2 separate regions of the Homo sapiens genome follow, and region 2 is linked to region 1. The links are chromatin contacts, found by Hi-C in ENCODE. All regions are on one chromosome and are shown on one strand. The core of a region is the stretch at or near the end of the contact, and the rest is flanking DNA. Distances in the headings are between cores, read along the strand shown. Region 1 overlaps CEP192 (centrosomal protein 192). Region 2 holds the start of FAM210A (family with sequence similarity 210 member A).

Region 1 (2,842 bases), core at 249-2,748:
GTCAGGAGGGAAAAATAACCATAATCTGTTTTCTCTCCTGACTAGATTAGATTAAACGTTTTGGCAAGAATACAGATTAAACAGTTTCTCATGAATGGATTCATAGTAAACCAAGCAGTGTTGTGTACTTCTCATTGCCCTACACCGGGAGACGTTTATCTCTCCCACAATTGGTGATACTGTTTTTGATAATTTTGGCTAAGGTGATGTCAGCTGGATGTCTCCTTGTGAAGGTAGCTTTTCCCCTTCGTTATTAATAAGTCATCTGTGGGATGAGATATCAGCCCTTTGATCATCTTATTCCCCGGCAACTCTTCACTAGCTGGTTTCAGTGTCCTTGCTGACTCTTGGAAATATTGATTACTCTCGTGGTGACAATGGCGATTTTTCTAATTCCTTCTACACTTATTTTCTGGCATCCTTCAGTAAAGCCACATTTTCTCCCTCAAAATATTTCATTTTAATTTAAAAGATTAATACAGCTAAGATATTCTTTCAACAGGCAAATGAAAACGGTAGCTTAAACTGCAAGTTTCAATCAGAAAATAACAGCTCTCTGATTTCCCTCGACTCACACTCTTCTGAAACAACTCACAAAGAGTCTGAGGAAAGCCAAGTTATTTGTCTACCTGGGACTAGTAAGTATAGAAATATGATTCTTTTGTTCTTAAGTTCTAGTTTTGACTTTACTTTTTTTAAAAAAAAAATATTTCTCTGGTATGATTTAGCATATATTAACTCTTCTAGTCCCTCAGGTCTTTAGACAGTCTAAAACTTTTCAAAAGAGCTTTTAATAATAGCTGAGTAAATTAGTGTTACTAGAAATACCGTAGTATATATTTCTTGGATTGAATATTACAAATAATTGTATTCTATCCAGACATTGATAATTAAATATGAATTCTTTGGGTATGGTAGCAGTTTATCATGTTTATTATTGCCTCTTACTGTTGCTTATTTTCTCTCTACGAAAATGGCTAAATTTGTCATAGGAGTGCTAAGTATTAGGGTTACATAAAATAATTTGACTGGCAAGAATCAGTTATTATGTTAGATTACTCAGATTTGATGTGGCTCCTTTAACATTTTTCTTTATTTTTTCAGGTAATTCTATAGGTACTGGAGATAGTAGAAGGTACACAGATGGTATGTTACCATTTTCCTCTGGTACTTGGGGAACTGAGAAAGAAATAGAAAATTTGAAGGGTATTGTTCCAGATCTTAACAGTGTAAGTTATGCATTTTTCTTAGATTTCCTATAAAAAAAGGAATAAGGGGTCTTTTGTGTTTATATGATATCAGTTTTTTTCAAAGAAACAGTAACTGTTGACTTCTGAAAAATACAGAAAAAGTACTCACTACTGATAATTTTTCGATATGTTTATAAGTATCATACAATTATATACATTTTCTTGCATTTAAATATTTATTGACTTGCATTTAGATTAGTCATTTGGAAAGTTCTTTAGCCCAGTGTCCAGTCATTACATGAAAAAGCAAACGGATCTTTTACCTTGCTCAAACATGTTTGTTTTTCATTGTTTCAGTTTTTTCTGTTTGTTAATAGTACCCCGTTTCTCCTGTGCCTGAAGCTTGGTAGTCATTTCTGACTCATACCTATTCATTATGCCCTTTTTAAATAGTGTTATTATAGTTTTATAAACTGTGATTTGAATTTTGCATGTAGGTTAATTTTTTCTCACTTAGACCCACTTGTCCAGTACTGATTAAAATAATGCTTGCTTTTTTGCTTTATTCTGTGCATCTCTATTTTGTACATGTTAAATATATTTTTAATTTAAATTTTAACTTGTAAAATACATATAAAATTTACTATCTTAATCTTTTTTTTTTTTCTTTTTGAGACAGTCTCACTCTGTCACCCAGTGCAGTGGCGTGATCTCAGCTCACTGCAACTTCTGCCTCCCAGGTTCAAGCAATTCTCCTGTCTCAGCCTCCCAAGTAGCTGGGATTACAGGCGCACATCACCACCTGGTTAATTTTTGTATTTTTAGTAGAGATGGAGTTTCACCATGTTTGTCAGGCAGGTCTCAAACTCCTGGCCTCAAGTGATCTGCCCACCTTGACTTCCCAAATTGCTGGGATTACAGGAGTGAGCCACCACACCCAGCTACTATCTTAATCATTTTTAAGTGTACAGTTCAATAATGTTAAGTACATTTACATTGTGCAGCCAATCTTCAGGACTCTTCATCTTGTAAAACAAACTCTACCCATTAAACAACAAACCTCAGTTCCCTCCTGCCTTCCAACTCATGGCAGCTACCATTCTACTTTCTGTCTCTATGAATTTGCCCACTCTGGGTAACCTCATATAAGTGAAATCATACAATATTTGGCCTTCTGTGTCTGGCTTATTTTATTAAGCGTGATGTTTTCAAGGTCTGTTCATGTCGTAGCATATATCAACATTTCATTTTTTCTTATGGCCGAATAATGTTCTATTATATATACCACATTTTATTTATCCCCTCATCCTTCTGTGGACACTTGGGTGTTTCTGTCTTTTGGCTTTTGAGTGTAATGCTGCCGTGAACATCAGTATACAAATACCTGTTCGAGTCCTAGCTTTCAGTTTGTTTGGATATATATGTAGGAGTGAAATTGTTGGGTCATATGGTAATTCTGTGTTTAATGTTTTGAGGAACTGCCATAGTGTTTTTCACAGCAGCTGCACCAGTTTACATCCACCAACAAAACACTAGGATTCCAATTTTTCCACATCCTATTTAACACTCTTTACTTTTTTCCCTTTTTAAATTATAGTTATCCTAATGAGTATGAAGTAGTATCTCATTGTGGTTTTGATTTGCATTTCCCT
Region 2 (2,700 bases), core at 127-2,626, 710 kb after region 1:
GCCTGGTTCTAATGCTTGTATATGCCTATAATGCATTCGATCTGTAAGACCTACACTTTTGCAGTTGTCAATATTCATGTAATGAGATTAATTCTCAACTTACCTCATTTCATATAATAACAAATACAAGCAGTCATCAGAAATTGATGGGTCATCCTTATTTGTGAAAAATAGGCCTCATTCTTGGTTCAAAGTTTGTAACCTCAAATGGGCTAATGCCCACAATTTAGAAGTGATTAGATTGGAAAGCACAACGCTGCAAATGCTGCCTTCCCCAAAGCCAGGTCTATTCATTAATATACCTGTGCCTACTGACAAGAAGGAAGGCTGGTAAAGCACATTTTCAAAGCTGTTTTAAATGGATCAATTTTGGTAAAGAGTAATTCAAGACGGATTGTAAATCTGATCAGTTTTACAACCTTGGAAGGTGGGGACTTGACGCACGACGTTAATATGCACACGCTTCAATAATCTATCCACAGGTAGTTTTGACCCTGATCTCAGGTTGAAAGTCCTCAACTATGGAGCTTTCGAGTTTCAGTACAGTAGGCGCTTTCACTCCCCAGTAGAAATCTGGGGTGATGGCCAAAAAAAGTGTGTTGTCTCCCCCAAACCACACCATGCCAAGTTCAGCCAACGCAGACTAATGCATCCTTAGGTATTTGTCAAGAAGAGGTATAGGCGGTCCCTTTTCTCAGAATCTAACAGGTAAGAATGGCCTCTTGTGGCTTCCCAAACACGGCGGTAAGGACCAGTCTGCCAGTCCCTAATAAGAAATTGCTAATTTTAAAAACCATTCCGAACGCGGGCGCTTCCGGGCCCCTCTTCAACTGGCTTCGGAAGAAGGGGGGAGAACACGGTGAAGGGTTACAGCAAAGGAGGCTGAAAAACAGTCCCAAAGCAAGATTTGCCAGGACACTGGCTCGACCCGGAAGGGCGGGGGGACCTCTCTCGGCCGCCGGGGTCTGTGGGGTCGGCGAGTGTGGACGACCCGTCTGGCAGTCGTACACTGCCACAGCCCGAAGAGCGGCGCACGCGGAGCAGTTGCCGGGTTCGCGCCGCGAGTCAGCTCCCGGACACACGCCCAGGGTTGAAGGTGCCCTCTAGACCCCTCCCGCTGCCCCACAGAGGCCTGGGCCCATGCTACCTCTTAGGACGCTGGAGCCGCCGCCGCCGCTTCCCGCCGCGCAGGCTGGACCACAGCTCCTCGGATGCCACGGCGGTGTCACTCAGCAGAGCAGCCCGACAAAGCGTGGGTCCGCGTGCAGGAACCCGCCGGGCTCAGCCGGACGCTAGCCCCCTGCCGCCCCCGGCCCCGCCAGCCGCGCCCACTAGCAACGTGCTCGCGACCTCCAGTGCCCGCTCAGTGAAGCTTCTGCATGCCGCGCGCGGCACGTCGGGACTCGTAGTTCCGGCGCGGAGGACGTGCGTCGCGGCACTCTCGCCTGACCGTCTCCACGTGACTCTCGCACCTCCGGAAGTGACGTAAGCAGACACGCGTGGCGCGGGCCGCCGTTTCCGCAAACAGAATCGCGTTTGGCTGTGCTGGTGAGTGTGACGGCTGGAACTCCGGCCCTTCCTTTCTTTGTGTTTGTCCCTCGGCCGCCGTGGAGGGGTGGAACTGGCACTCCCACCCCTGACATGGGCTCACTTCGCATTAGCCCTGTGCTTCACTACCCAACGCGTGGGTCTATTGCCTTGTGTCCTCAGTCCCAAGGAAAATGGGAACTCCTTGGGGTGGGCGGGCGCTGTTCCTCCTCCAGACTGGGCGAGCCCGGGTGGGAGAAGCAGCTCGAAGAGCTGCTCCAGCTCGCGCCCCAGGGCCGTGCTGGGGAGGGGCGTGGGGTCCGCAGGTTTGTCTTCAGCGGCGCTTCGGAAACCTGAACCAGAGGTTGAGTAACAGGCCGCGCTAATGACGGAGGGGGTGAACTTGGCTGGAGAAGTCCCTTCTCGCCTCTGTGCGTCCTCTCGGGCCCCGTGGTAGAGGGTCAAGCGGGCGGGTCGGGACTTAGAGCTTATCCCGCTTGGGCTTTATCCCGGCGGCCCTGGCGGCCTGCTCGCTCGTACCCTGAGGAGCTGAAATGACGCAGAGACATAGCTTGCTTCGGAGGTGTGACTGGAAAGCCGGGTCGAAATGTTCGTGTGGTTATTTATCGCGTGTCCATCTCCATGTCAGTCGACCACCTTTCGAAGGTTTCTTGAAGATTCTGAGGGACAGCTCTCTTCCCTATGGAGTGTTTTCATTATTCCACTTTGAGTTTGGTTTGGGTTTTTTTTCCCCCAATTTGTTAAATTGATACATAGAAGTTGCACATATTTGCAGGTGCAGGTGATACTTTGATACATGCATACAATGTGTAACGACTAAATCAGGGCAATTGGGATATTTGTCATCTCAAACATTTATCTTTATGTTGGGAACATTCCAATTTTTCTTTTAGCTATTTTGAACTACACAATAAGTTATTGTTAACTGTGTCCACCCCACTGTACTATCAGGCACTAGATTTTATTTCTTCTGGGGTTTTTTGTACCCATTAACCAATTTCTCTTCTTCATCCCGCTCCTCTTCCTGCTACCCTTCCCAGTCTGTGGTAACCACCAATCCACTCTTTACCTCCATCAGGTCCACATTTTTAGCTCCCACATGAGTAACAACATGATATTGTCTTCATGTGCCTGGCTTATTTCAGTTAACAT

The links. A loop is a pair of places that touch in the nucleus more often than their neighbours do.
Region 2: a map of chondrocyte shows a loop between it and region 1 (3-fold over the local background). The contact joins the promoter of FAM210A here to the enhancer-like site in region 1. A Hi-C loop is called at or near these places in 1 of 168 maps with a recorded cell type or tissue (chondrocyte).

Annotation. Positions count from the first base shown.
Region 1 is chr18:13,017,978-13,020,819 of GRCh38, forward strand. It overlaps CEP192 (centrosomal protein 192), which reads left to right. Exons shown (of 45, transcript NM_032142.4): 8 at 503-638; 9 at 1,105-1,229. Among named protein-coding and RNA genes, the nearest start is that of CEP192, 28 kb to the left of the region's middle. Within about 2 kb of position 1,499, at least 3 of the 41 ENCODE cell types and tissues checked have a DNase peak (open chromatin) inside an H3K27ac peak, as active enhancers do.
Region 2 is chr18:13,725,182-13,727,881 of GRCh38, forward strand. It overlaps FAM210A (family with sequence similarity 210 member A), which reads right to left and starts at 1,377. Exons shown (of 4, transcript NM_152352.4): 1 at 1,148-1,377. RNMT (RNA guanine-7 methyltransferase) reads left to right here and starts at 1,492. Exons shown (of 12, transcript NM_003799.3): 1 at 1,492-1,548. RefSeq lists an enhancer at 555-1,480.